Regions from separate parts of the Homo sapiens genome. Here region 1 is linked to region 2. A link is an interaction called in ENCODE POLR2A ChIA-PET data of the cell type or tissue named here. Cell type or tissue: Panc1. All regions are shown on one strand. Each heading gives the region's core, and the rest is flanking DNA. Links, peaks and the distances in the headings are about the cores only.

Region 1 (2,915 bases), core at 198-2,697, 96 kb after region 2:
TAAAATTTTATGAAAAAAGTAATTTGGCAGACAAATAGCTTACATATTAAAACAAAGTATACATATATGCACATATCAACACTATGTGTGTGTGTGTGTGTGTGTGTGTGTGTGTGTATACACACACTTTTTTTTGAGACAGAGTCTCGCTCTGTCACCCAGGCTGGAGTGCAGTGGCATGATCTCAGCTCACTGCAACCTCGGCCTCCTGGGTTCAACCAATTCTCCTGGCTCAGCCTCCTGAGTAGCTGGGACTATAGGCACGTGCTACCACGCCCGGCTAATTTTTGTATTTTCGGTAGAGACCAGATTTTGCTATATTGGCCAGGCTGGTCTTGAACTCCTGACCTCAGGTGAACCGCCCGCCTTGGCCTCCCAAAGTGCTGGGATTACAGGCGTAAGCCATCGCGCCCAGCCAACACTATCTTATAATTCGAAGATAAAAGCCTAGCTTCAGGAGAATTTTCAGCTGGTAGCAGGCAAGGTTGTGGCTCCATATCTAGAGACGGGGTAAGAGGGATGCATAAAGCATCTCTCCTCTACTATTAGAGCTATGTAAATGGAGAAGCACAAGAATGTGGCTCATGAACGTGGACTGAGGCTGCCTGGAAGGAAAACTATTGTATTTAGACAAAGAAAATTGGTCTGTGCTATAGTTTGAGCATCCCCTTCAAAATGAATGTTGACATTTAATTGCCATTGTGTATCAGCCTGTCCTTCAATTGAAGCTTTGAAGCCAGGCACTGACTCCTCCTCTCTAGCTATGAAAGTCCTAGATGGCATCTTCTTCCAATAGAAGGCTGTTCTGTCTACATCGATATCTGTTGTTTAGCATAGCCACCTTCATCAATGATCTTGGCTAGATCTTCTAGATAACTGGCTGGAGCTTCTCCATCAGCACTTGCTGCTTCATCTTGCCCTTTTATATTATGCAAATAGCTTCTTTCCTTAACCTCACGAACCAACCTCTGTTAGCTTCAAACTTTTCTTCTGTAGCTTCCTCACCTCTCTCAGCTTCATAGAATTGAAAGAGGTAGGGCCTTGCTCTGGATTAGGCTTTGGCTTAAAGGAATGTGGTGGTGGCCAGGTGCGGTGGCTCACATCAGTAATCCCAGCACTTTGGGAGGCCGAGGCAAGAGGATTGCTTGAGGCCAACAGTTTGAGAAATGTTGTGGTTGGTTTTATCTGCCATCCAGACAACTAAAACTTTCTCCATCTCAGAAGCAAGGCTGTTTTACTTTCTTCTGTGCTCACTGGAGTGGCACTTTTAATTCCCTTCAAGAACTTTTCCTTTACATTAACAACTCGGCTAACTGCTGCAAGAGGACTAGCTTTCAGCCTGTCGTGGCTTTTGACATGCTTTTCTCACTAAGCTTAATCATTTCTAGCTTTTGATTTAAAGTGAGAGGCGAACCTCTTTTTTACACTTGAACACTTAGAGGCCATTGTAGGGGTATTAATTGGCCCAATTTCAATATTATTGTGGCTCATGGAATCAGGAGACCTGCGGAAAGGCAGAGAGATGGAGGAACAACTGGTCAGTGGAGCAGTCAGAACGCAAAACATTTATTAAGTTTGCTGTTTTACATGGGCATAGCTTGAGGGTGCCCCCAAACGATTACAATAGTAACGTCAAAGATCACTGACCACAGATAAAATAATAATGCAAAAGTTTGAAAGCTGGTGACAATTACCATAGTATGACACAGAGACACGAAGTGAGCACATGCTGTTAGAAAAATGATGTCTACACACTTAACACAGTTGCCACAAATCTTCAATTTGTAAAAAATGCAATATCATCTGTGAAGCACAATCAAGCAAAATGCAGTAAAATGAGGTGTGCCTATACTTTAGTGCTTTTAAATCCTTTTAAAATACACCATACCCATGTGTCCTTCCCACCTTAAAAAAATACACTATAAATTACGGTTTCCTGGTAAGGCAACTTTTCTGGTAATAGATTTTGATGTGTCTATAGTCGCCTTCATAATTTCTCAGCTGGGGCTTAGGAGAATCTCAAAGCAAAATAATAAAGAATTTTCCCATCTTTGAAACTGTTCAAGACTTCAATTAAGAGCCAGGTACTTGTCCTTCAAATAAGGAGTCCTACTTGCTGAAAATTGAGGAAGGTCCTACTGCTGGTTTCTACTGGGCCTTGAGGGTGAAGCAGGAGTATGCAGGAATGTGTGTAAAGGAAGGGGCCTTCTTAGGAAAACCAGATGCAAAACCTGTGCTGGAAATTGGAAAGGACAGTCTCCAGGTGGAAAGGGATTCTATGGCTACACCTGTGGCTAAGCCTTTGCACTTTATTTCCCTGAGGGTTCACTCCCAAGTAATAGGAAAAGTGCTGCCAACCCCACTGCATCACCTATTCTTCCCTTTAGAGAGGCTCAGATATTTGCAAAATTCTCTTTCAATGTTTAACCTTAGTACAAATTTTACATAAAATCAAGCAGAGAGCAACAGAAAATCATTACAGAAAATATAAATAACACAAAAAGTTATGTTTCTCAAGTACAGGTTTCTGATTCTAAAAATCACCTTCGGAGTAGCAAGAACTTTCCCGAGTGTGCTCCAACCTGATGGGCTGGTGTAAATTAACAGGACCTATGCCCAATTTATTCTTCCTTGGCTTCCCACCTGTCTCTCGGCCATGTGGCCTTAGGGCACAGAAGGTCTCCCCAGCACACAGGCCTGGTTCTACTGTCTACCTGGTCATTTCACTTCATTCATGGGCAAACACAAATTCCTCCCAAAAGCTAAAGAAAGCCCTTTTCTGTTTCAAACTTCTTACAGTCCCTAGAGTTCCTCTGTTCTTAATTATAATTTCTGGTCTTAGGGACATGTTTAGGTTATAACAGCATTAGTGATTAACATCCACCCACAGAGGCCAAATGAATTACCTTAATCTG
Region 2 (2,915 bases), core at 244-2,743:
CATTTCTTTTTCCTCTTCCCCTCTTACTCCCTTTGCTGATTTATCTCACCCATTAGAGCCAAGCTTAAATGGGACCTCCTTAGGGAAACTCTCCCTGCATACCCTTTTCAGATGCTCTCATACCACATGGAATTTTTCCTTCATTATACTTCACACAATTTGTAATTATGTTAATTTGTGAGATTATCTGATTAATGTCTTTTCCCCTCCTAGACCACAAACTTCACAAGCTCCACTGTGTCCGGGCAGTGCGCATTTAATAGCACACACAGTTAGCATTTATAGAGATTTGATGGATGCCAAACAAATGAATGGTGGGTGCTTAGTAATGTATGACAACACGATTTTTCACTCTGTTCTCTGCCGAGGCTTCCCTGCAGTATATATTAGCCAGATTTAATCTGGATACAGATACAGTGAGTCTCTAGTGAGAGAAACATTCAGCATGACTGGGTCCCAGATGACTGTCCCCAGGGACCACCCTATCCTGTTTATCTTGCCACCAAGACCAGGAAAAATGGAGACACTCATTTCAAAAACACCTCCCTAAAAAAGCCCCTGCTTTGTGGAGTTGGCCCATCTCTCTCCTGCTGGTCATCATCAGGCCTGTTACTCCTGGAAGCCAGCCAGTTATTCTTTGAAAACGGGGCCCTGTCACTTTAAGATTTTAGTCCCTTGCTTGGGCCATATATCAATGCTCCCTGCGGCAGTGGCTGTGCTGCCTGCTGTTCAAATTTGTCCAATTAGACACAGCCCCATGGGGTGGAATTCAGTGTGAAATGTGCCTGCCACTGACCAAGAATGAATTGGTATGGAAAGCCCTCAGGGAGAGCCAGTGCAGGTCTTCCCAGGAAAGGCTCACCACCCTCCAGGCAGTGCCCATATCCCTGGAGCAGAGGGTCACCCTGCAAGCCCTGTGAGCCCTAATAACTGTTCAGGGCAGGGTGGGGAGAGGCCACGCCGAGTATGTGCAGGACAGGATGGAGGTTGAGAATCAGGCCCCACAGATATGAAAAGGTCAGGGCGCTATTTGTACGGTTGTTAGTTACTTGCAATGGTCTCTATCAGCCACACAAGTGCGATTCTGTCACTTCATAATGTAAGTTAAATGCTAACTGTGTAACAGCCTGTGGTCCTGTTGTGGTCCACAGAGACACAGAGTCAAACATTCAAAAAATTCCCATCAGCAACTCATTTGGCAGTGGAGGGAGCGGGGTTTTAAAGCCCAGGCTAACTGTGCATGGTGGGATGGCCTCTAGTGGAAATGGTTTTAAGAGAAGAATTTTCAGTGTCTCTAACAAAAACATCTCCTTTGCAAGAACTCTCTAACTTAATTTTTAAACTGTTTCCTCTTTCTCCTCTAGCAGCTCAAACTTTTCTTCTAAAACTCTTAGAAGTCTTCGAAGGTTAGACTTTTGAACATGGAGAAATTTCAGAGATCACACAGTCTACATCTTCTTTTTTGTTTCTTCTTTTTTTTTTTTTTTCATAGAGATGAGGTCTCACTAGGTTGCCCAGGCTGGTCTTGAACTCCTGAGCTCAACTGATCCTCCCGCCTTCTGAGATTATAGAAGTGAGCTACCGTGCCTGGCTGGATACCATTTTATAAACAAGGCAAATGAGATGAGGGAGAGGAAATGACTCAGCCAAGGTCAAACAGCTAGTGGCTGGCAGGGCTGGACGCCAGGCTGCTGACCCCAGGCCCAGCCCTTACTTTACTGTCATTCAGTGCTGCCTTCCTTTTGGAGGCGATTTCAGTTTGATTTTTTAACACACAGCCAACCCGGGGTCAGGATATATATAGATATACCATAGTCAGGATATACTAGAACTGGGATTAAACGCACACAAATATTACATGTACATATATTAATACTACCACACATACTCGGGGCAGCCTCTCCCTGCCCTGCCCTGACAGTGATCAGCCTTGCAGGGGTCAAATGGGTGAATCTCTGCCTTAGTCTAATCCTAGTTCTAGTATCCTCTGTGTGATCACCTCACATATTAGCTCTAGGCTTCAGTTTCATCAATGTGTATGATAAAGGAGGTAGGGTCTCTCCCGCCTCTAATTCACTCACTGATTGAAACATTTCTCGAGTGCTTAGCATATGTCTGGCACTGGGGATACAGAGAATCAGAAGGATGGGGTCCCTGCCTCTGGAGGAGTTTGCAGCCTGATGGGAAGAGTCCCAGTATGTCCCATGTGCTAAGTGATCTAGCAGAGGGTTACAAGAGCACACTGAGAACACAGAGGAAGGCGGCTCCAGCCAAAGAAGTGTGAGGATTCCAGCTGGAAATCCCCAAACATCTCACAGACACTAACAGTTCTTACCTCGTCTCCCGCCCAACCTTTGACAATGAGCTATCATTTTCCTCCAGGAAGAATGTGCAAACAAGAAGGGAAGAAGCGTCTGGGAAAGACGAGAAACACGGAGCCAAGGAACCCACACAGGGGCCAGGGGGCCATGGATAAGCCAGGGCTGCCTGCTTCTGCTGGATCACTTACCAGCAGCTGAGCACCGCAGCAGGCCACTGACCTCCTGGGGACTAGGCACCACGGTGATGAATGGTCCCTGAATCCTTGGAGGGAAGTGGCCTATTAAGGAAACAGAGGCTCAACTTTTGACAGAGATGCCATATGGAGGAAGGAACTGGAGACCCTTGGTCACCAATTTCTCCCCAAATTCACCAACCCCCTCCACACTCCCGAGTTTATAATTTTGAGAACAGCTAAGATATTTCTCAAAGCATTTTTACATTATCAACAACTTTTCTCTTCCATATCAATCCTCCCAGGTAGGAGAAATTAGCTTCAGTTCACAGAGTAGAAAACCAAATCCTAAGTCCGTTCAGGGCCACTCCTGTGATTATACAGCTTACCAGGGAGGGTCAAAGCTGAGACTAGAACCCGG

What was found. Peaks named below come from ENCODE experiments on the same cell type or tissue, not always from the same donor. Only the 100,000 strongest peaks of a DNase experiment are listed, where the experiment ranks them.
Region 1: POLR2A ChIA-PET joins it to region 2 with 5 read pairs; 3 of 35 experiments call an interaction of 5 or more read pairs at or near these places.

What each region holds. Positions count from the first base shown.
Region 1 is chr17:61,227,345-61,230,259 of GRCh38, reverse strand. All of the region lies in intron 22 of BCAS3 (BCAS3 microtubule associated cell migration factor), which reads right to left. Among named protein-coding and RNA genes, the nearest start is that of BCAS3-AS1, 93 kb to the right of the region's middle. In Panc1, for the core only: no CTCF peak of the experiment used is centred there; no DNase peak of the experiment used is centred there; H3K27ac peaks cover 2,201 bases.
Region 2 is chr17:61,323,395-61,326,309 of GRCh38, reverse strand. All of the region lies in intron 22 of BCAS3 (BCAS3 microtubule associated cell migration factor), which reads right to left. Among named protein-coding and RNA genes, the nearest start is that of TBX2-AS1, 75 kb to the left of the region's middle. In Panc1, for the core only: no CTCF peak of the experiment used is centred there; a DNase peak (open chromatin) is centred at 1,678; H3K27ac peaks cover 2,358 bases.